Regions from separate parts of the Mus musculus genome. Here all the other regions are linked to region 1. The links are chromatin loops, found by intact Hi-C in ENCODE. Cell type or tissue: left cerebral cortex. All regions are shown on one strand. Region 1 overlaps Lhfpl3 (lipoma HMGIC fusion partner-like 3). Region 2 holds the start of Orc5 (origin recognition complex, subunit 5). Region 3 overlaps Lhfpl3 (lipoma HMGIC fusion partner-like 3). Region 4 holds the start of Lhfpl3 (lipoma HMGIC fusion partner-like 3). Region 5 overlaps Gm42225 (a long non-coding RNA gene). Region 6 has its middle 4.1 kb from the start of Gm24512.

Region 1 (4,000 bases):
AGCAAAGGCAGCCACACGTGGGTGTCTGTGTTCTGGGTTATGCAGGACAATTGAAAGAAAGAGCTACTGCAGGATGGATTTAGCCTTCTCAGCAACAGGGAGCAGCCGCCTCTGAAGGACTGAACATTGATAGCTTCCTAGGAGCTCCTTCAGCAAGTCAATTTCCACACAGCAAAACTCCTTATCTGATCTGAGAGTTGTCTTGACAGACACATATGCAGTTCTTCCCGGTAAGCTAGACTTCCTGGTTTGCCAAGCGTGTTTCTGGACTAAGTAATGCAAAGGCTCTGAGAATCCTTCAAAAGGATTAACCCTGCAAAGTCTCAGCTAACAATCACTGATAAAAGGCCACTTCAAAGCTGAGGTGCCATCCCTCCAGGTTCCTGCCAGATGCAAGGGTTCTGCTACAACTCTGCTACACATGGGGCCAGACCTCCAGCCTATGACGTTTCTCAGTATCTCTCAGGAGAGACAGACTCTCTGGGAGCTGGGATCTGTCTGGAAATCCCAGGCTTGCTTGCCCAGCAGTGCACATCTTTTAAAAAATGATATATCATTATTATTAAAATTTTACCTCAGAGACACATGTCACTGTGATTTCCCCTACAGGGGTTGCAAGGGTTAATTTTTCAAAGGGAAAACCTGGATACTTAACAGATTCTTTCAGGCCTGGTAAGAAGTTAAAATAATGTTCATTTCCAACTTCAGAGAGAAGGCTAACCACTGAGGAGAAAGCTCCTTTTCTCCAGAGTAAAGTTTGCTAAATGGAAGCTTGTGGGTTTCCTTCTTGTCCGAAACTTACAATTTTCCCGCTGCTCTCTGCTGAGCTGCTATGTGTCTGTAGGGGTGGAGCCAGAAACCACTTTTGAAATAAATAGAGAGTTGCAATCTTCTGCCTTGGACATTTGCAAATCATTGCGTGGCAGTGGATCTCAAAATCAGAGGCCTCAACTGTCAGTAGGCCAGCATTTGGGACCTACTGCTAGAGTGTTTAATTCCTAGATCCGAAGCTCAATAATTTACATTTCAGACAAGCTTCCAGATGAGAGTGTCACTCTTCTGGAGGCTGCATTTGGAAAACAATTAAAACAATTAAGTTTTCTGTCAGTCAGGGACAACCTACTTACTCTTCCCGGGAAGTCCCCAGGACCAGCGCCTGTCAGTGTGGAAGGGCAAGAGTGGGCCCTGTATTGGCGCCCAGGCACCAGGCGACCTCAGGACTCTCTAGCATGCTGACACCCACGTTCTATGGGCTGCCTCTTTTGAATCTTGAAGGCTCAGTTTGTTTTCAGGCCTCCCCTAAAAAGACGGAAAAAAAAAAAAAAAAAGAACTGGACGAATCTAGAGCCTTCCATAGGTTCTGGAATTTTTCTGGAGTAACTGTAAATGCGAAATTGGGCAGATTTCCCTGTGGCATGGATTAACTTTAGAGGATCCATTTCTGAAACGAGGCTGCATAGTCACATGGTGAAAACTCACCAAGCCCTTTCATCTGGCTGACATTTCAGTGGTCTCAGCCCTCAGCCGCAGTGCCCCCTTTCTTCCATCTAGGAAGAATTTCAGGCTGAGCCAGTGGTTCTCACAGGAGCTCATCTTTCCTCCTTCCCCCCACCCCCCATTCCTTTTTTTTTTTTTTTTTTTTAACCCACCTTTCCTCACCTGCAGTTCTCAGTTTCTCCACTTGAGGTCTCACTAGGACAGCGATTTTCTTAGTCCTCGGCTGTTTAGGACGGATTTGGAACAAGCCTTGGGGGTGGCTGGGCAGGGGCGGTGGGTGTGGGGGTGAGGGATGGGTGTGTGGTGGGGGAGAAGCCATCTCTGCCTAACTCATAGCTGGCTTGATTGATTTGTTCAGGGAGCTCTCTGGTTAAAGAAGGATTAAGCAAGGAGTCGTCCTCAGTGGGACGAATGGCCTTGCAAGGCTTCCTGAAGGGGCCATTTTCCTTTTTCGGACAGTGTCACAGCTGTCCTATGTGGAGAACTAGTAACGCTAGGACATTGATTGTGGCTAAGAAAAGACTGGTAGATCATTTCTCCAAGTTCTAGTCGCTATCCTCTCCACGTAACAGGGTGTGTCTGTCAGTCTTCAGGGACAGGGCAGCTTTAAAAGTCACTGCACACTTCCCTGACGGATGGATCGCTCCTCTGCCTCTGCTTGGCTAAAACTGTGGAGCTGAAATCCATCATGGCAATGCTTTCCTGGCTCACAGTTTTTTGTTTTGCTGTATTTACCCAGTGGCCTCTGAACCTAAGATGTACACACCAAATTAACTCTGTGACAGTCCATGTCTGGTCTGCTCCTCCCAGTCCCAGTCACTGTGCGACTCATGGAAGGTTCCTGCAGACTATTTTGGAAAAAAAAATTACATTTAAAGCTCAACATGGGGGCTGCAGAGATGCTCAGTGGTCAAGAGCACTGCCTACTTTTCTAATTCCCAGCAACCACATGGCAGCTCACAACTGTCTGTGACTCTAGCTCCAGGGGATCTGACACCCTCCCACAGACAGGTAGTCAAAACACCAAATGCACATAACATAAAAATAAATAAATTAAATAAAAAACTCAAATGGGCCAGAATGCTAAATTCAGTTATGATTCTTTGTCCTCTACAAAAGTTTGCCCAAAGGTGCCGTGCATTTGCTATGGAAAAAGACAGCCCATGAGAAGGACCATGCATATTTAGCCAACATCTGGATTTCATAATTGTGTGCACATGAAGGCAGAATTGAGGTGGATACTGACATGTGTGTTTCTATGATTGCCTGTTTGGCTTTTAGATTATTTTCTGTTGCAGGGTTTCTGGTCTCTTTAAGAACACACTATAGGGGAACTGGAGAGATGTCTCATCGATCATAGAGATGTCTCACTGCTCCTCCAGAGGTCCTGAGTTCAGTTCCCAGCAACCACAGGGTGCCTCACAACCATCTGCAGTGGGATCTGATGCCCTCCTCTGGTGTGTCTGAAGATGTGTGTACTTACATACATAAATCAAATAAATAAATAAATCTTAAAAAAACATCCTGGAAAAGAGAGACGGTGGCGTTCACCTGCCGGGTTCCAGCGCTCAGCTAATGAGCAGCCTCCTGGGAAACGGACGCCAGCCTATCTGGGCATTTCCTGAAATGTTTCCGTACTGCATGAAGAAATCAGATGCTTCGACTTGAAACGTGCGTGTCTATGTGAGTTTGAAGGACCAGGTAAAGCAGGTTTTTTACTTGTACTTTTCCTTCTTGGGCCTTGCTGTTCTTTCGTTAGTAACTGAACACTAGTTTGTTTCCTCCCCGCCCCCTGGCAGTCCTGACTTTTTTGCACAGCCTGACTTTCCGATAACTTCCTGTGGAAAATGCAGGTGGAGGCGGACTCTCAACAAGCCCAATGAGCAAGTTAATGTTAATTAAGCAATTAATGAGCAAACTTGGCCCAAGGACTTCTTGCAGTCAGCTGGTCCCTACATCAATCCATGGTGTAGGGAGCCATATTACCTTTCTCCAGCTTACGGCAAAGCTGGAGTCCTTTCTGGGGATGCAGACTCACTCACTTTAATTTCTACCAAGTTGTGCTGGAACTCTGTATATGAAGTCTGTCCCAAGAGAAGGGAGCTCTGATGCCCACCACTCTCGATAGGATGCTTTGGGGAAAGATGGGGATGGGAGTTTAACCTGTTTCCTCTTGAGGCTACTGTCTCTCGTAAGGTCTCAGTCATCGTCTATAAATTAAGGGGTTTGAAACAAAAGATCCATCACTAATAACTTTTGGCTTTCTGCATGTCTAAATGGTGGTCTGGGGGTCTCAACACTGCATATTTTGAGTCCCAAACACTGGGCAGTGTTTCGTCAGCTGTTATGAGAACATCTTCATTTTAAAATTTTTATTATTCAGAAGATACAACTCAACAACTTCAAGACACACTAACACTTCAGCGAAATTGAGGACATGAGGAAGTTTCAAGCTTCAGACTGTAGTACGGTGTGTGCACACATGTGGGTGTGAAGACATGTG
Region 2 (4,000 bases), 670 kb after region 1:
ATATATAAGCAATCCCCAAACTTCTAGCAAAGAACTCCTACAGCTGATCAACAACTTCAGCAAAGTGGCTGGATAAAAAATTAGCTCAAAGAAATCAATAGACTTCCTTTACACAAATGATAAACTGTCTGAGAAAAAAAATAGGGAAACAACACCCTAAAGAAAGAAATTGAAGAAGATATCAGTTAGATGTAAACTCTCCCATGCTCAAGGATAGGCAGGATTAAAATAGTGAAAATGACCATCCTACCGAAGGCAATTTACAGATTCCAACACAATTTTTTATAGACCTTGAACAAGCAATTCTCAACTTCATAAGAAACAAACAAACAAACAAACAAACAAAAACCACAGGAGAGCCAAAACAATCCTGAGCAATGAAAGAACTTCCAGAAGAGTCACAGTCCCTGACCTCAGGCTGTAATAAAGAGCAACAGTGATACAAAACACCTGTGTGATACTGATACAAAAACAGACTCACAGATCAAAGTAAATGAATCAAAGACCCAGAAACAAACTCACATACCTATGAACACTTGATCTTTGAAAAAGAAGCCAAAATTATACAGTGAAAAAGAAAGAAAGAAAGAAAGAAAGAAAGAAAGAAAGAAAGAAAGAAAGAAAGAAAGAAAGCAAGCACCTTCAATAAATGGTGCTGGTCTAACTGGCAGTCTGTATGTAGAAGAATGAAAATAGATCCATATTTATCATCTTGCACAAACCTCAAGTCCAAGTGGATCAAGGATCTCAACATAAAACCGGATACATTGAGTCTAATAGAAGAGAAAGTGGGGAAGAGCCATGAACACGCTGGCATAGGGAAAATGTCCTGAATAGAACACCAGTGGCTCAGGCTCTAAGATCAAATATTGATAAATGGGACCTCATGAAACTGAAAAGCTTCTGTAAGGCAAAGGGCTCTATCAACAGGACCAAACAGCAGCCTACAGATTGGGAAAGGATTGTCACTAACTACTTATGGTAGAGGCTGTGGAGTAAGGGGAATACTTCTTCATTGCAGGTAGTAATTCAAACTTGTACAACCACTTTGGAACCAAAGTGTGTGTGTGTGTGTGTGGTAATTAGATTTCCTCCACAGGCAGTTGTATTGTTCAATAATACATAATGGGCCTCTTTCTAATATGGGTGCCGTGTTTTCCTTGTCTTTTTGCACTGTTTATGAAATCTATGTGTAGCAGACACTGCGTACATTATCTTTTATTCTTAAAAATACTCTACTATAGTCCTTATGTTCTATATAAGGAAGTTTATAAATAAACGGTTCAAAGATTCTCCCAACATCTCAAAATTCAGAAAAAGTTGAGTCAATGTTTCCAGACCAAATTTTTTTTTCAGGACCCAAAGCCCTCTCTTTGGACACGAATTTTCTTATTCCTATACATTCTTTCATTTCAAGGCTTTTCTTCTTCCAGGTGTCCTATAAATGTGCAAGGACAACGTTAATTTTACTGATTACCCTCACTAACACTCGAATACTTCCACATCTAGTTTCAAGCTTGCAAAGACAAACAAATGATTTTATTTAGTTAGTTCCACAGAGTTCCCATTGTCCACTTTCTTGCCAGAGGAAAACCAATTTTTTTTTAAAGAATACTCGTTTCTGTCGGTACTTTTATGTGTGCGGCTTTCTGGAGGGAACTGAAGACACAGAAGGTGGGCGGTGAGGTGCCCCCAGGTCGCCCTTCAGCTTGTGTAAGGGTTTCAGGCTGGAAAGCTCAGGCCAGAGTGGGAAGCGATAACCACTTACCAGTAACCGACCACTGAGCACCGCCGCCTGGAGACTAGAGCGGCCCACGTTGTCGCGCGGCTCCCTGACGTCACTCGACCGCGCTGGCTCCGCCCCCAGCCCAGGCTTCCGGCCGGAAAGCTTGCGGTTGTTCTACGTGAACCACGCCTGAGTGGCGCAGGGCTGACCGGAGGCCAACTGCTCTGCAGTATCAGGTGGTGCCCGCCAAAATGTCTCACTTGGAGAGCATGGTCCTCTGTCGAGAGGCCCAAGTGTCCACTTTGCAGTCCCTGTTTGGAGAGGTATTGTAGTCAGACTGCTTCCCAAATGCCAGAGGCGAATGCGTCCTGGATCCGTTCCGTTTGGGGGGAGTACTGTGTGGATTGCGAGGCGGTAGGCTATCCCCCTTATGTTAAGATGGAGGTGCGGTATGACTGCCCCACACTTACCCAAAGAAACTTCTCAGTCTATTTTAAAGGAGACTGCAGAGGAAGAGCTGGCCTGCTCTACAGGACGTCGGCTAGGAAGTGCTCCTTTTACTTGGACCACACTTTGGAGATTATGTGAGCCCCAAATAGCTACTGCAAGTTGCTGCAGAACAGGGTTTGGGTAGGAAGTCTGTTTGCAGAGTGTTTACTAAACGCCAGTTCGCCCGTTGTAGTGAGGTATAGATTGGGTCAAATACAGAGAGGTGATTGGCTTCAAGGCCAATTAGGGTAACGCTGTGGTTTAGCCTTTAAAATCCTTCAGCTTTTCTAGAATTATAAAAGCCAGGAGAAGTCTCGCTTGGGTTTCTCTCCCTGCCGACCAGATGAGATGATTTAGAGGGGAGAGGTTAGCCTCTGAAGTGAACACAGGCTGAAGTAACATTCATTTCTCTCAGTTGCCTTGCATTGTGCTCATTAATTAGAATTGATTGCACTTGGATCTTATCTGGGAGATGAGCAAATACAAATAGCCATTTAGTCTTCCTTTAGAAATGTACTTTCATCCAGCAGAGTGTCGGATCCAGTGCGTCTGTGGTGGCAGATGAAATAGTCATGGAAAAGTACTTCCCTCCATCTAAAAGGCGTCATGTTAGCAATTCTAGAGGTCAGCTGCATCTGTAGTTCCTAGTTATAATGCTTTCAGTTATAGTTACCTATATTATTGAAATGTATAATTGTTTATGCTCTGTACATTCCTTCATTGGACTTGATAAACCCAGATTATTCTAACCAAAAGTACTCCTCTTTTTTTGAGGAATACTTTATTAGCAAAATAAGATAGGTAGGGCTGATTTAGCAGTGGGTCCCAGAAAAGGCTTCACCTTTGCTCTTATTTAATACTACATCTAACAAAAACAATATTTTTCTTCAAGGAAGTTTGCATGTGGGAAATACAAAGAACCACTATAGCAAATAGCTACAGAAGAAAAAAGAGCTAGCTATGCTCGTAGAAGACTAATTTATATGTTTAGCAAGTGTGTATTTTCTGAGCACTGGCTCTGTGTGTGGCACTGTGCCAGATTCAGTCTTGTGGCACATGTTGGGGAAAAGTTAAGTGACAGTGGAGTCAGAGTTCATTTCAACTCTAGGTGACAATGTGAACGTTGTTTAAAAGGGGAGCATGCTGGTTAGTTTTGCCCTCGTGGGAAGAGAGAACATAACTGAAAACAAATATGCCTCCAACAGATAGTCAGTAGGCAAGTCTGTAGGACATTTTCTTGATTAATGATTGATGTGGGAGGGCCCAGCCCACTGGGAATGGTACAACTCCAGGGAAGAAAGCAAGCTGAGTAAGTCATTAAGACACCTTCCTCCGTGGCCTCTGCTTCAGTTTCTGCTTCTAGGTTCTTGCCTGGAATTCCTGCCCCAACTTTCCTTCATGATGAACTATAACCGTCAAGCTGAAGTAAACCCTTTCCTCCACAGGACGCCTCTGAGCATGCTATTAATCACGGCAATGGAAGCTTGTATGGGCAGGGAATACTGTAGTAGGCTCCAAAGAGTAGATGTATACAAGTGTGATGGGATTCCAGATTTCATCTAGCTTTGGAAAGAAAGAAAAACAAAAAGTCATGAGCTTCCTTTTTGCTTATGAAATGATACCTGAAATTATTTTAAAAATTTATGTCTCCCCAGTAGATGTTTGAAGCCATCAGAGTCTACCCTGTTTGACACTGGTATCTGTGCTGCTCAGTCGCTTATAATTTTATAGGATAATTCCATAAGGGGACACACGTTGAGTTGAATTTAAGTTCAACTTAAAGTA
Region 3 (4,000 bases), 470 kb after region 1:
ACATTTTTCATAACTCATTTGCGGATGAACTGAAACAATAACTCACTTTGTTAAGTGACAAACAAAACAAAACTGATGGGTAAGCTAAATATCATAGCTACAAAAGAAACTTTTAAGGTCCTTTCATGATGTGTGTCCAAGCTTGATTTCCTAAAAGTAAAATTTTTACATTAAACATGGGTATCACTAACACATTTGGGGAATAAATACAAAATTAACAAACTGTTCATGTTAGCATAAGACTTAGAAATGAAGATCTGTATGTTACCTCCATTTGGTGCCCTCAGGAAACCTGTTACAATTAAAATTTCAGCACTGAACGGTCTCCCTTGTAATCTTTAGTTTGGTTTTTGAGAGATGTTTTTTAAAAGCTCAACTATTTAACAGGCAGAAGAAGGCATAGTCCTTTCAAATGAACTTACATCGACTGTAGACATTCTCCCTCTGCTCTGCACACACACACACACACACACACACACACACACACACAAACACACACACACACACACACACACACACACACACACACACACACAATCTAAGAGGTCCCACTGCTATGCTGTTGTGCTATATACAGTTGGAGCATCCATGTAGTTTCAGATTTTCTGTTTGGTTCTTTCAGCTCTTGATGCTCTGGTGGCCTGGGTTTGTGGAGGGTATCAAAGCTAATGAAGGACTCTGGCTGTGATTACTAGAACACTCTCCAGGTATGCGATGGAAAGAAAAGACCCAATATTGTGCAGAAAGAGTGCTCGTTGGCTTGGCGGTTTCATCTAAAGAATTGCCTGTTCAGGTTCCCAAAGAGATAAAATAGAAACCAATGCTCAGGAAAGGGGGATGGGAAAATAAGTTGGAATTTATTTATGTTTCCTTTGAGTGGCATCAAGAGGAGAAAGTGGGGACTCATTCTTTTTCTCTTGAAACAAGCATTTTGTTTTGTTTTGTTTTGTTTTTTGGTTTGTCTTGTTACCTGTGGCTAAGATCCATGTTTTGAGTTATCAAATGTTTATTTTCAATCTGAAAAACCTCAAACTTTTTCCAAGAAATAGAATTTCTAACTCTAATTTCTAAACTTGCAAAAACATGATGAAGTTTACTGCAGAGGTGCAGACAGTGTATAGCTTATGACCACCTAGGCAGTCCACAGTGCTCTACTTCTGAATTCACTAGCTGTTTTTTTGGTGACTTGCCAAAATGTCCTGAAGAGGGACAGTCGGTTTTGTCAATCATACCTTTAAAAAGATAGTCAAGAGAAAGTCCCGACAGCTTATGTGAAGTTCTGATAAATCATAGAAACTGGTTTCTATGAATTCTAACACCAATGAAAGGAACTAAAAGAATATCCAAAAGGAATAGACATGTCCTGCAGGTAAACGGACTTCCCCTTCTACTGAACACATTCTGGCTCATCCTTTCTTCTTTCTCTGCTTTCACATGTCATTCCACACTCTCCATCCTCCCAAGTGTTATTTTGAGAGTAACATCAGTCAGAAAGTGTTGGGATGAGACTGTAAAAGGCAAAGTTCTGAAACACAGGAGATGACAGGGCTGGAGCTCCCTCTAGAGACCATCCTATGGTCAGGAGAGGGGTCCTCTGCAGCCGCTAGGGCAGCTTGAGGCTGGCCCTTCTGGTTTAAGCTCCTCTCCTTGGAAAGCCCTCACAAACATGGAGGCTAAAAGAACAAGGTTTGCACTATGATCTACAAGATATCCCGGCTGTGCTCACTGCATCCCCAAAGCTAAATCTGGTGGGGCTTATTTGATCAGCTCTGTGATCCACAGCAGTGCTGGGCGGTCACCACACAATCGATCTTGACACTACATCGAGCAGAGAATATTCATTGTTTGTTGTCCCTTCTTTGGGTCACAGGCAGATATGAGGTCCTAGCAAACTTACACTCCCATTTCACCATGACCTACACAATGTGTCCACCATTTTCCTTCTTAATCCTCAGAATACAGTAGATCGATCACACGTGTGGCATAACTGTCACCTACTAGGTGGCACACTGTGATTTGCAGTTCCTTCTGCACACTAAATTCTGTGACTAAATCCTTATGATTCATGAGCTCTTCAGAGACAGTACTAACAACAAAACAGCAAAGATAGGCAAGCTCTTCAAAGCTTACTATAGGCCTCCTTCAGGGTCCAGTTCGATTATCCCGCGGACACAAAAGGTAAGTTGCTCTTAGATCATGGAACCCAAGCTCTGCTGCCTAGTTCTCAGACTACAGCTGTTTCCTTTCTGCCTTAATCTCGACCCTACATTTGAAGATTTCCTAGTATTTGATTCCCTGGTAAATGCACAACAAAGCGTGACTAGCAGGTAAAATATTTTTAATTTTCATAACTTTGGAAATATTTTTCTAATCTTATAAAATTCATACAATTGTATAGGCCTAAGAAAAACAAAGTCAAAGAAATATTTAGTTGGCCTAACCAAAGTCATTCAGCCAGTAAGTTATCTAGCCAAGGTGCAAATATTATGGTCACATTCTTGGTTCTCTTCCCTCACTTTAATTGCCCAAATGATTTGTATCTGTGATTGTGATTAAACAATTAGAGTCACCCTCTCTGCTTCCACACCACCAAGAAACAAGTGTACAAGAAACATTGAGCAATGTTAAAAACTCAACTTACTCATCTAAAAAAATGATCATAGTAATACCAATATAGGATTCCTACGTGGGCTAAGTTTAACAACCCTAAGATTTTGCAAGTGGGAATTGTTTGACAGTATGGAACATTATTATTTCTTTATTAACTAAAAGAGAAGAATATGCTAATTTTTCAGTGTCCTTATTGAAAGAAGTCTATGAATCTATATCTGTTTGACACTAGATTATGTATATTTGTTTAAGTGGAATTTTTTTAAAAAGCTATATTATTGCTCAAAGATAGACTGTATGACTTATTTTAATAGTACAGAATGTTAAGAAAATCCCTACTAGGGAAATAATGCTAATTTTCATTCCATTCAAAATCTGAGGTATATAACAACTAGTTAATTAATGTAAGATATTAAATGAAGGTGAAAAAATACCAAAAATATCAAATTTCTTGTCAAGTATATATTTTTCTAACCTTCCTTCTAATAAACATATAACTATGTATTCGTGCTGTAAATCTTTCAAGATATTCTTGAGAAGGGATAATTATTTTTCTAAATCCTTATTAAATCATTTCCACCTCTGGATGTGTCTTTTAGACTTGCTGAGTGAGGATAGGCAACGAATATCAATACACTTCATAGTTCATCCTAGTGCATGCACAGATGTGGACTCATGCAAATGTTTTTTAAAACTATTTAAAAAATAAGAGCCTTAGTACCTGCAGTGCGTTTTTACTCTATTTAAATCCAGTGACAGTATTGATCATTAATCTATTAATCAGATGTCATAACCATCAAAGGATCCCTACTCATGGCTTTTAATACACTAAGTACAGAATTTTTTTCTCTATAAAGGATTTGTTGCAATACACTACAGTAGTTAGTAGTATAGAAAGCTCATCAACCTGTTAAAACTAAGTTAATAAACACACATGCTCACAGTATTACATATTATTAATGATCCTGTATTAATTGTTCTGTGCCAATGTATTTTTCAGTCATAGATACCAAACTAAGCAGGCCTCTGATGCTCTTAAATCCCACAGGATACAACCTTGACCTTCACCACCTCCTTACTGATGATTCACTTATTTTTGTTATCTTCTTCTCTGTCCCTGTAACTCACCACAGCTTGGTCACCTTTCCTGCTTGTTGAATACTGGGCCTCCTGGAAATGTAACACACACTCCTCACCTCAGTCTTTCAGTGCTGCACCTTGATTTTCTTTGAATATTCTTCCCATATCTTTTAATCTCCTCCATTGCTGGTGGAATTGCAAGCTGGTACAACCACTCTGGAAATCAGTCTGGCCGTTCCTTAGAAAATTGGACATAGTACTACCAGAAGATCCAGCAATACCTCTCCTGGGCATATCCCCAGAAGATGTT
Region 4 (4,000 bases), 480 kb after region 1:
TTGATGCTGGCGGATGTGGGGAAGGGAGTCCTATCATAGCCTCAGCTGGCAACAGTACACTGAACAGAGGGAAGATCACTGGTGCTAGTGAAGCCAGTTTTCTCCTCGCCTGCTTTCCTAACACCCCTTCCCCAAAATGAGGTCTTGAGAAATCCCCATTCTCCCAAGACGTCTCTGCCTGTTTAGAGATGAAATGGAAGGACCTTGGCTGACAAGGAGACGCTGGAGGTGTGGCATCGAGGAACTGCTAAGGAACACTCTACGCTACATTTTTTTTTTTCTTTTTAAGAAAACCGGGGGAGGGAGGGGTGCCTAAACAAAATTAGGATTTACTCATCACCAGATGGATGATAAAATATTTATGGTTGCCAAAGACAAATTTACACGCCCCCCCCCCTTCCTCCCAACACTCACACACCCTGAAGCAAAGGCGGAAATAATCCAGGGAAGGGCAGAACAGGTTGGCTTGCTCTAAATCCTCTTTTCACCCGCTTGTACCAGACTCCCCTAGTCCCCAGCTCACGCACATAAACACACACACACACACACACACACACACACACACACACACACACACGGAGCCCAGCCTCTAAGTGGCCACTTCTCCGCCCCACTACCCCATCATTAGTTCTGAGCGGACTCTGCCCAACAACTGCTCAGCCTCCAAGGCGTCCCTATGGGTGGCGTCCCTAGCATCCAAGAGGTTCGGAAACGCCTGGGGACCTGGCGCCAGTGCCAAGGTTGAGGAACCTGGGGGTTCCTCCTTCCACGCCTTCAACCTGAGAGAGGATTAAGTTGTCCCGGACTGGCAGAGCTCAGGAAGCGGTCCCTCCCACTCCAGCCTCTCTGGAGCTCGGACACCCAGGGGTCCCCTGCCTCCGTGGAGGTGAGCGCGCACTCACCGGAGGTGAGCTGCATCCAAGCACAGATCTTGTACACGGTGGCTGTGTTGCAGAAGAAGAAGAGGGTAAAGCAAACGATGCAGGCGATGATGAGCATCATGGAGAGGCCGATGAAGAAGGAGGCGGCTTTGAAGGCGCCCGAGGGCAGCGTGGAGAAGTCCGTGAAGCTACCCCTGCAGGTCAGCTCCCGGGAGAAGCCGTTGCCGATGCAGTAGTGGAAGAGCCCGAAATAGCCGGCTTGCGGGGTGTCCACGCCGTCGCCGATCCAGTAGGGCTGGATGAAGCACACCACATTGACGATGGCAAAGCAGATGGTGAAGATGGCCCACAGCACGCCGATGGCCCGCGAGTTCCGCACATAGTTGGTGTGGTACAGCTTGGCAGCCTCCTGAGCCGGGAGCATCGCGGCGGCGGCGGCGGCGGCTCCGGGCATTCTCCCCCTCCTCCTCCTCCTCCCGGTCCTCCGCCTCCCCCCGCCTCTCGGCGCGCAGGAGACACACTCGCCGAGCGAGCGGCGTGCGTTGCAATTCCCCTGCCTCCGCCTCAGCCCAGCAGCACCAGTTCTAGAGTCTGCACCCTCGCTCCCGGAAGGAGGGAGGGGGAGCGTGGAGCACCCCTCCGGCTCGCCAGGCACAGCCTCCCGCCCCCCTCTTCCCTCCCTCCTGGACCCGGCTCCAGCCCTGCTTTGCACCCTCCACTCCTCTGCTCGTTGCTGCAGCTGCTGCAGCTGAAGCCTGCGAGCCCTCACGCCCCCTTACTCTTCATCTCGCCTTTGACCCTCTTTCCTGTAGGCTCTGCTGGTGCCCCAGGTCACAGAGGATCGCGGCTACCAGGAGATGCTTCTTAAGTGCCAGGAGCAAGAGAAGCAGACGTGGAGTTATAAGAGCGCGCCCAGAGGAATCCTAGAGGCACTCCCTGGATCCTGGAGGATGTGCTGCTGGCCAAGAGGCTGATCCTGAGCTTTTCATCACCGCACAGGAACGTGCTTTGACCTCTGCATCTCTGCAGGGAAAAAAAGAGGCAGCCTTATGGCAGGTGTAGGTGAGAAAGGAAGAGAGATGTGGTTCCCGGGGAGGTATCCCTGTTAAAACCACAGAATTGCCCCAAGCTAACTCTTAGGTGACCTCAGGTTGGCAGATGGAGACAGGAGAAGTTGGGCAGAAGTCTGTCACACAATAATGTAGAAGTCACGCCTGGAGGGTGATCCTCTATTGTTTCTCGTCCCACTTTTCCACTATGCAACCAAATGAACTATGGCAAATGGAAACCCCAAGCTTCGCTTGAAGTCAAACCTTTTCTCTCCCACGCGGCTTGCAATAGATGGGGCCTGCATGCACAGAAGTAGTTATCACAGAATTTTAGAGTTTGTTTGAAAACATCGGATAATTTGGCAGGTGTTTCATTTATTGCACAAATACTCATTGGCAGCTAGCATGTGCTAAAGATAAAGAGGGATAAAGATAAATGGGATGAGTGCCTTAACAGTGGAAGTATTTCCACCTCTCCCACAACCAAAAGCTCCAGTTAACCCGAGAATTGGTTTTAGTGTAATTTCCCCGGATCGTCTGCAAACAATCTCTTGCACAATTAATGTGTACTTTACACTGTCCCCTTCTCTCATTTACTTTCTCCATTCTTGATACTGCCCTTTTTTACAGCCCTTTCAAAATGAGTTGCTCATTGCTATCTCTATTTTTTTTTTCCTGTGGTCGGTTACTATCTGGTTCCTTCTGAACCGTATAGCAAACCGACAATGCTCAATTGCAGGAATAGATTTTGGTACAAATAATCTTAAACTCCACAATGTAATGCTGCATTCTTTGAGCAGATGAAAGAATGCGCCCATAGACTCATCCAGAAGTCTGTACTATGTAAATTACCCTTCAGTAAAATTGGGCCCAACGTGTAAATGATGGAGATTAATTATGCTCTTGATCTGATACCCTGAGGATTTGCAATTATGGGGGTGGGGGAGTAAAGAGAGGGGGTTTAGGATTAGGGACACAGAGGCAATGAAGGACCTTCTGCTGCAACTATGAACGATTTGAGGTGCAAGTGTTAGAATTACACAGGAGCGTTTCCTCTGCATCCAGCTGCGGAATTACAGTTCAAGATCCGTGAGGCTGAGTTTGGAAAAGAGGACATCGTTAGACAGATCAGGGAATGTGGTTGCTGAGGTAAGCCAGAATTGCTATCAAGTGTAGCTATAACCTTTCAGAAAGCCTTTAAAATATCAAAGCGATTTAGGACAGATGCAGAAGGTGATCTAGATGTGGACACATTATGTCTTTAAAAATATAACTCAAAGAGATCTATCTTCTGTGTGTTTGGTGGTAATGAAGGGTCAGAACTTCTGTTAGGTTTCATTTCAGAACTCCCCTACGGCTGCCGGTAAGTCAGCATTTTAACTTGGGAGGAAGAAGAGAAAAGAAGATGGTAATAAGTTTTGTAGGGTCAGTTGGCAGGCAGTGTGTCCTAAAGCAGAGAGGGCTTCAAGGCAAGAAAGGACAGTGATTTCTAGTGACTCTCCCAAGCCCTCAACTCCCCTAACCCTGCTTATATAAAGTTGTCTTTCTTTGAAATCAATGCCTTAAAAAACAAACAAACAAACAAACAAAAAAAAACCTTTACTGTCCCTGGGGTTGAGTTTAGAGGTTGCTGAGAAGAGAAAGCTGCAAATCAAAAAGCCTGTTTGTGTCTTGATGCTTAAATTGCCTTCCAGGACAAAGAAAAGACTAACGAATGACTCAGACTCAAAGGTTGTGAGTCAAAGAGCTTTTCTATTTGAGGCACGCCAAAGGAAAGCCTTATTCGTATTCCAGGTTTGGAATTGCCTCCAGGTTTCGTGCTCAGAATCTGTATACCAGCAAGCACATTTAGAGGTGTCCACTCTTGTCAACAACCACTGAGAGCAGTCCAGAGTTGGCAAGCTGTTAGTTTAAAGTGCTCCTGTGCATTCCCCCTAAGAAGTCATCATTTTTCCCTTCAAGTTAGGATCAATAAGACATGAACCATGTCAATAGACTTCCACAGTGTCTTGTACTATAGCAGATGTTCAGGCTAAAGTAGGGTCCTCCAAGACTCTAAGAACTACGGAT
Region 5 (4,000 bases), 640 kb after region 1:
GATACCTTCTGTCAACAGAAATTTTGACAATTGTGTTTCCTTTTTAAACTTAACTTCTAAAATGATTCTTATGTGCAAACTACAATATGATTGTTGGTATTTAAATATCACATCTATTTGTAGCTGATGAATAAAGCTGTCTTGAGCAAAACTTTATTTTTATCTAATCTTCACAGAGTTCTCACATCTTACTTATACAGACTTCATATCCTAAATATACGACATAAAGGAGTGGAGAGATGTGAAAGGGAAAGAGAAACCATCACACCAGGCTTTGTATCAAACTCCAGCTACTATGAACTTTTCAAATATTATGTAAGTTTTAAGCATATGATTGTATTAAAAGCTAAAGGTATATTCTCTTAAGTTCCTGTGATTTGTGTGCTAAAAATAAGAGGTTTTTCTAGATTTTGAAATAAAACAAAACTATGCACGCAATGCAACAGATAAGATAACTGAATGTGTCTGTTTCTTAGTGTACAGGATGTGTATTTAAGCATCAGTAATTTGAGCCTGATGCCTGTAGGCAGCTGTATTCAACCACTTCTATTTGTGAAGGAAATAATTACATAACTCCGAATAGCACGTTGGTTCTCCGAATAGCACCTTGGTTCACAGGTGTCTACTTTCTTGGATAAATATCTCTGGTTTATTTTTCAAATTGGGGAACAGAATTTTTTTTAACCTCCAGCTTATTAAAACAGTTTAGACAATGCAATGGCTAATATTAATTATCAACTAGATATGAGAATTGTGTAGGTGACATGCTGCTGGGTACTCCAATGGAGGGCCTCTGGCCATAACTGTGCTATATCATCTTCATTAAGTTAGTTGAGGTGGGAAAACCCATCCAAATAATGGCCGATAGCCTTCCCTGAGCATAATTCCTCAGATGCATGAAAAGAAGTGTCAGCATTCACCACTCTCTGCTTCCTAACTATAGATGCAATACACCTAGATTCCCCAGCATCCTTGGAGGAATTTAACGGGCTAAGGCTTCTCTGTCATGATAGACTTTCCTGGGAATTTGTAAGCCAAAATAAACTGTCTCTGCCTGCAGCTGCTTTTGTTGCAATATTTTATCACAGCATCCGGAAAAGCAGCTAAGATAGCAAGGTTCCCTGCTTAAGCCATTTTGTGACATTTTCACAAGTGAAGAGAGATTCCAACTGCATTATGAATCTAAAGGAAAATTTTTAACATGTAAAAGGGTCCCAGACCATAGCACAACTGACTCCGTGATGGAAGTACTATTCAGGCTGTATCACTCAGCATGTAGACAGCACCACCTGCCAACACTAAAACAAAGGCCTAATCCAACCAAGTTAATGGTTCTGGGAAAGTCTCAAAATGTACTAACCTTGCTTTTTAGCTTCTATAGTTCTGCTTCAGGCTAACTGTTGTTGTTAACTGAAGTATGTCAACCCAGAACATGGTTTTTGTGCTCAAAAGCTCACCTTGAAAAGGCTAATATGATGGCTTTCTATTGGCTTAAACCAATGTTCAAGCAGCGCTCTCTGGTGGATACCCACAGAAATCCCATCAACTTTACTGCAGAATTCAGGACCCATTTCTTTTGGGTTTGCTGAAGCAAAAGAAACATTTACAGTCTTCAACTTCTCCACCATCTGGCTGTTCTGACTTTATTAACCTTTGCTAATTGACAGCTACCGAAGCAGCTCTATTTGTGGTAACTCTGACTGAGACATGGTTTGTATTTCTCTAATTATGGAGCTATCCTGACAATGACAGTCATTGCCTAGAATTACTCATCCTAGTCTAGTGTCTTGGGAATCTGAAAAAAAAAAAAAAAAAAGAAAGTCAAGGCTGACAAGCTACTCTAATGTTTCAAAAATAGTTACTTCCTTAGGTATAAAATAACTCCTGCTCCCCTACCCTACTCTGCCTACTCGACTGTCCGGGTGCACCTGCCTCTCTTCTCCCAAAAGGTCTATCCTAACTCTTCACAAATGGACACTACACACTCTTCTCGCCTCTGTGGCCACGACCTCAGAGCCCCCAGGACACAGAAGAGATGAGTCTCCATTCTTGATGTCAGTGTGTTTGTCTTTCCAAATATCCCATTACTCTTTGCAGTTCCCACTAAGGGGAGCAGAGAGAGAAACATAATGAAAATGTACTGAGACACCCATCTCCCAGGCAGAGGGTGTCAAGTCTGCCTGTCATGCTAATGTTCTTGAAAAAAAAAAAACAAGGAACAGACTAATAAATTATTCTGAAGCATATTACAGAGGGAAATAGACACATATCCATTGGGGTAATGAGGCTTATCTCTGTGGGTTTTCGTAAATTAATGACAGAAATATGTGATTTTTCATACAGAGTGAAAACTTTGGGCAGGAGAAAATTACTTAAGAAAGATCACCAAGGCCTTGTATTATCATTTGTCTCACATCTCTAATTTATATTTATGTTCTGACACAAGAAATATGACACTTCTGGATACTATAAATCTCAGTAATGACACAAAACAAATGTAGTCACCCAGTTTCTCTGTACTTTCCACCTTTGCTTCTACATTGCTGTCTTTAAATATCCTTACTACTTGAATAAACATTTGTAATTGTGCAGACCATCCTACATGTTAGGTACACTGAGAAATTTTAATTCATTTATTGGTATTACTTTTCTAGACACCTTATTGACATAGTAATAGCATATATCCTCAGCACATACCCTCAACACATATCCTCAGCACATACCCTCAGCAATACCCTTAGCACATACCTCTCAGCACATACCCTCAGCACATATCCCCAGCACATACCCTCAGCACATACCCTCAGTACATACCCTCAGTACATACCCTCAGCAATACCCTTATCACATACCCTCATCACATACCCTCAGAACATATCCCTCAGCACATATCCCCAGCACATACCCTCTGCATATACCCTCAGCACATATCCTCAGCAATACCCTCAGGATATATCCTCACTCATCATCACCACCATCTTCATTGCACCATTTGTCTTAGCCAGTCAACAAAAACAAAGTTCATATTCTATATGTGTCACTATATCAATTGCTAAGAATTCAGTCAAACTGCGTGATCTCCAGGAATACAGAGCACTGAGTGTTATTAAATGTGGAAACTCTATAGAAATTATATAGTTCCGATTTATCTAGCTTGGTGGTTAGTCAGAACCATCTAAGGTGGTTGGGTCTGAAAAAAAATGGCTCAGTAGTTAAAGTTACTGACTTCTCTTCCAGAGGAACCATGTTCATTTCCCAGCACCTACTTGACAATTGACAGCCATGTGCAACTCCAGGTCTAGCAGATCCAAGACCCTTCCCTGGTCTCTAAGAGCAAAAGGCACACATGTAGTACAAAAACACCCATATGCATAGAATAAAAAAAAATCATTACAAGTGCCTGTTCTATCTACACTGACACTGTGTTTGATTCAGAAGAGCCTAGCCTGGAGCTTGGCATCTCTGCTTTCCCATCTTCATTTTGGAATAACTGGGAACTGTGAGAATAAGCAAGGCTGGTGAACTACCAACCTGAGCCGCTTCCCTTACTGTAGACAAGAAATAAACTGCTGGTGAGAGTGATTTTCCAATCATACATCCAGTGTGAGGGCTGTGTGGCCCAAACCCAGATTTTCCAACTCTTCCTTCCATGTTCTTTTATATTGGCTAGGACTCTGGATTGCAAAGGGGGAAAGATCCAAAGTAAACCGTTTAAAGTTCAGGAAGGGAGAGAGAGAACTGGGATTTCTTACCAATTCTCACCAATATATCCACAGGTAGCCTTAAACTTACCCTAAGACTGGTGTCTCACGCGGCTTCCTCAGGTGACGATTATGGTCCAAGGAATTATGCTCATAAAGTAGTTCTAGTGCCTGAAATAAAGTATGACAAGAAATTAGATATACAAAATGAACAGATATCGACTTAATATCTAACCCACTATGCAATATAATTCATGACCTTTATATTAGTAAGGGTTGTCCAGAGAAACGAAACTGAT
Region 6 (4,000 bases), 580 kb after region 1:
GAAGTGGTCATACATGCATTTGGGAGGCTTAAGGAATCAAGAGTTTATAGCCAGTATGGAATATATCGTAAGACTATGTATCAAATAACTAATTTTAAGAAAAGAAAAGGGGGGCCAACAAGCAAGGAAGTAAATCCTCATAAGAAACTACTCAAGGTATGAGCTTTGTCTTAGATCTCTAGCCTCCACATCTCCAAAAATTTTATTATTTAAATCATTCAATCAGAAATTGAGAGAGTAGATAAAAGGACCTGCTGCTAAGCCCAGTGATCCAAGTTCAGTCACTGAGACCCAAATAGTGGAAGGAGAGAGCCAGTTCCCCTTAATTGTCTGTTGACTTCCACACACAGTATGGCACATGCATACCCATACACATACAGGCAGACAATATAGATACTAAAGTTAAAAAAAAAAAAGCTAGACCACCCAATGTATGATGTTTTGTTATAGCAGTCAAAGTTCAATAAAGACAACAACCAAAATGAGATTTTATATCAAGAAATTGGCCTTTAAATCTTATTTAAAATTGGCAAGACTGGTTTTTCAAGGATGAGGAGACACCAATGAGTGAGAGATTTGAAAGAAAACATTAGAAAGGATAATTAAGGAAGCAGAGATTTACCAAACCAGGAGGAAGTGGTACTGAGAGCATAGCACAGGAGTTCGTTTTAAATCAGGGGTGGGGGAGTATTTGGAATTTGAATAGAGCAGTTTGCAGAATCACCGCTGGGGACCAGTTATCAAGATGTTTGTTATTCTGCATACAGGCAATACTAGAATAAAATGCCAGATTAGAGAAAGACTAATGCCTAATCCACAAAATGCCTAATTGATGGGAGGGTGGAAATGGGGGACAGAGCTAATCACTGTACATATTTGAAATCCTCAAGCGACAAAAAATAAATAATATCAATTGAGAGGCGTGCTGGCTTACCACAAACCCTCATAAAGTGTTTCCCCACCAACTTTGTGAAGGGTCTCTATAGAACCCTTCAACTATTTATGAAGATAATGGAAATTTCTATTTCATTATAGCTGTGTAACTAAATACAAAAGTAGTCATTAAAAACAGTAATATTTAATTGCTTTTAAGGGAAAAGGAGGGACACATTTATCTATTATAGTCAATAAAAAGAAATAAAATATGACTAGTTCTGCACAATACTCAGCCAGAAGCATGCCTTAGAGATGTCCAATGTAACCCGGAGTGCTAGAAATATTTTTCAAGGACTAGAATTGGTTCACCTTTTCTGGGTCTGATAAATGCACAGTATTTTTATGAAATTTAATTTGTATCAAACTGTATTTCAGTATTGAGTTCTTCTAAACCCACAGTGCTGCCTAGGCTCTATTATTCTATGTGTTAAATACTTTAAATAGAGCCATCTGAACTCTAACTAATCTAACAGGCATTACTAGTGTGATTCGACCCTGACCTTTCAGGCTTCCAAGACTCTCATGTTCTCCCCCTCTAATATCTGGCAACTCTCAAATAGATATGAAGTTAGCAAATATAAGTTTCATCATTTTTTATCATTTATCCAGAAAGTAGTGAGAAAACAAAAGCATGATTTCTTATATAGACTAATCTATCAATAATATGCACAGCCTGGTTACAGATAATCATCCAGCCATCCTGTTTGTAAAGGAGGAAGTTTTTAAACACTGCCATCTACTGCAGATATCACAAACTGCATGGACATTTTATAAACTAGGAAAAAAACCACAAGAGACAATGCCATATTCTGCCATTTCTCTATTAGTAAAGTGCTGAAGATGGTTTCAAATAATTGTTTGGAAGTCATTGGAGCAATTGTTAGGAAGAATTACCCATTAAAGGTAAGCAAAAAATACATATTTATGGCCAAACCAGCTCAGTCACTCAACAGGTTCTCCAGACAGGAGCAAGGATTAAAAAGAAAAAGACAATTAGACAACATTGTAGCATGACCCCAGCCAGTTGTGAGGCTGAGTTGAGTTTAATTTTATCCAGTCCTTTTTATATCAATCTGGGCACATACAAAGAATATGGTCAGTCCTTAAGGCATAAACAAAGTAGTCAAGGAACAAGCAGGGCAAAAATCAAAGCACTAAACAAAGTCCCATGGTTGCTATGTCTAGAGGTTTATCAGGATGGTCCAGGTACAAGGAATACAATACATTCCTCTGCTGTATTTGCCTTGAGCCTACTTCATTGTCCCAACCCAGTATCAAATTCCTACCAAATTCCTAGAAGCAGCCCCAAAAGCTCTCCACATATTTACTGTTATGACAGCTTTGAAAATAACCACTCTTGCTCAAAAGCAAGATTGAAGACTGTTTGTAGGCTCTGACATGTCAAGCCTAGTTTGAAACCAGTATGCATCGCTGTCAGTGGCCACAAACCTGTTCTGACTCACTGAATAATAATCACCTTGAACAATGAGTTCAAGCCTAGTTTTTAAAATATTTTTATAATGCCTTCAGGGAAACTAAATAGATTTTCCTTTGGCTTTTAGAGTCCTTGAAATTCTCAGTTCAAGGAAGGTCAAATAATTATATCATAATGCATACAGATAACTCATCTTTTTCTACAGATTTTTATTATAATGAGGCTGCTTTCAGGAGCATAATTTAATTCATTGACTTTCTATAACTCACTTGAGTGTATATTTGCCAGCAAGTTTTATGAGTTCTATCCATAGGGCCTTTATCACCCTAACATCAGGGGGAAAATAACATTGACTAAATTCAAAGAAAAGAATGTGTTTTCTTTGTTGAGTCTCCATTTGTCTAGGAAAAAATAATCATTATCTAAACCTCAATAAATGTTATGTGTTTGTTTTTCACTGAACTGTATGATCTACTCTTTGTTCTTGCCACAATTGTCTAGCAACTTTGACAAAGGTCAGGGACTTCTATGGAATAGTTAGGGGAAAGATTGAGGCCCTGAAGAGGATAGGAACTCCACAGGAAGACCAACAAAGTCAACTAACCTGGACCCCTGGGAGCTCTCAGAGGCTGAGCCATCAACCAAAGAGCATCTCTGAGCTGGACTGAAGCCTCCGGCACAAATGTAGCAGACATGCAGCTCAGTCTCCATGTGGGTACCCCAACAACTAGAGAGGGGCTGTCCCTAAAGCTGTAGCCTGAGTGTGAAATCTATTCCCCATCAGGGCTACCTTGTCTGACCTCAGTGAGAGAAGATACACCTAATCCTGTGTGTGGTGATTGGAGAGACTTGGTGTGGTGGTGGGGAGACACCCAGAGGGAGGCCCCCCCTTACAGAGGAGAAGGGAATGGGAGATGGGAGGAGGGTCTCTGTAAGGGATAGGTCTGGAGGGTGTACAGCTTTTTGGATGTAAACAAACAAACAAATAAAAATGCATGTTGTATTTGCCCAGAGTTTTCCCCCTTCCCTAGGAGATTTCTACAGGATTATGTGCATCCTTTCCCACTGGGGCCAGACAAGGCAGTCCTCTGCTACATATGTGCCGGAGGCCTCAGATCAGTCCATATATACACTTTAGTTGGTGGCTTAGTCTCTGGGAGCTCTGAGGGGCCAGGGTTAGTTGATACTGTTGGTCTTCCTATAGGGTTGCAATTGCCTTTGGCTCCTTTAATCCTTCCCCTAACTCTTCTACAGAGGTCCCTGACCTCAGTCCAATAGTTGACTATAAGTATCTGCATCTGTCTCAGTCAACTGCTGATAGAACCTCTCAGAGGACAGCCATGCCAGGCTCCTGTCTGCAAGTATAACATAGAATCAGTAATAGTGTCAGGGTTTGCTGCTTGTGCATGGGATGGATCCCAAGTTGGGCCAGTCACTAGATGGCCTTTTCTTCAGTCTCTGTCCCATTTTTGTCCCTGCATTTCCTTTAGACTGGAACAATTCTGGGTCAAAAATTTTGAAGATGGGTGGTGGCCCCATGCCTCAACTGGGGGCCATATCTATCTACCTGGGGTGGTCTCTTCAGGTACTATCTCCCCACTGTTGGGCATTTTGATTAAGGTCATCCCC

What was found. Hi-C counts contacts between places; a loop is a spot of excess contacts. Peaks named below come from ENCODE experiments on the same cell type or tissue, not always from the same donor. Only the 100,000 strongest peaks of a DNase experiment are listed, where the experiment ranks them.
Region 2: it touches region 1 in a loop (2.3-fold over the local background); 3 of 42 quality-filtered maps call a loop at or near these places.
Region 3: a loop joins it to region 1, with 9 times the contacts of the local background. A loop is called at or near these places in 13 of 42 quality-filtered maps.
Region 4: a loop joins it to region 1, with 3.0 times the contacts of the local background. A loop is called at or near these places in 14 of 42 quality-filtered maps.
Region 5: it touches region 1 in a loop (2.6-fold over the local background); 4 of 42 quality-filtered maps call a loop at or near these places.
Region 6: it touches region 1 in a loop (8-fold over the local background); 18 of 42 quality-filtered maps call a loop at or near these places.

The regions. Positions count from the first base shown.
Region 1 is chr5:23,222,968-23,226,967 of GRCm38, reverse strand. The region is part of intron 2 of Lhfpl3 (lipoma HMGIC fusion partner-like 3); the gene reads right to left. Among named protein-coding and RNA genes, the nearest start is that of Gm17434, 89 kb to the left of the region's middle. In left cerebral cortex, CTCF peaks have their summits at 1,475 and 1,682; DNase peaks (open chromatin) are centred at 16, 1,719 and 1,996; H3K4me3 peaks cover 831 bases; H3K27ac peaks cover 555 bases.
Region 2 is chr5:22,548,241-22,552,240 of GRCm38, reverse strand. Orc5 (origin recognition complex, subunit 5) reads left to right here and starts at 1,903. Exons shown (of 14, transcript NM_011959.3): 1 at 1,903-2,049. The coding sequence starts at 1,978. 6030443J06Rik (RIKEN cDNA 6030443J06 gene) reads right to left here and starts at 1,828. Exons shown (of 3, transcript NR_102315.1): 1 at 1,769-1,828. In left cerebral cortex, no CTCF peak of the experiment used is centred here; a DNase peak (open chromatin) is centred at 1,842; H3K4me3 peaks cover 1,741 bases; H3K27ac peaks cover 1,221 bases.
Region 3 is chr5:22,755,018-22,759,017 of GRCm38, reverse strand. The region is part of intron 1 of Lhfpl3 (lipoma HMGIC fusion partner-like 3); the gene reads right to left. Among named protein-coding and RNA genes, the nearest start is that of A930003O13Rik, 10 kb to the right of the region's middle. In left cerebral cortex, a CTCF peak has its summit at 1,565 (motif pointing left); a DNase peak (open chromatin) is centred at 1,532.
Region 4 is chr5:22,743,528-22,747,527 of GRCm38, reverse strand. Lhfpl3 (lipoma HMGIC fusion partner-like 3) reads right to left here and starts at 1,474. Exons shown (of 3, transcript NM_029990.2): 1 at 903-1,474. The coding sequence starts at 1,335. A930003O13Rik (RIKEN cDNA A930003O13 gene) reads left to right here and starts at 644. Exons shown (of 3, transcript NR_027362.1): 1 at 644-1,943. In left cerebral cortex, no CTCF peak of the experiment used is centred here; DNase peaks (open chromatin) are centred at 739, 1,339, 1,777, 3,713 and 1 more place; H3K4me3 peaks cover 1,861 bases; H3K27ac peaks cover 830 bases.
Region 5 is chr5:22,582,275-22,586,274 of GRCm38, reverse strand. It overlaps Gm42225 (a long non-coding RNA gene), which reads left to right. Exons shown (of 3, transcript XR_880870.2): 2 at 177-315. Among named protein-coding and RNA genes, the nearest start is that of Gm42225, 5.4 kb to the left of the region's middle. In left cerebral cortex, a CTCF peak has its summit at 1,540 (motif pointing left); a DNase peak (open chromatin) is centred at 1,541.
Region 6 is chr5:22,639,102-22,643,101 of GRCm38, reverse strand. No RefSeq gene overlaps it. Among named protein-coding and RNA genes, the nearest start is that of Gm24512, 4.1 kb to the left of the region's middle. In left cerebral cortex, a CTCF peak has its summit at 1,671 (motif pointing left); a DNase peak (open chromatin) is centred at 1,676.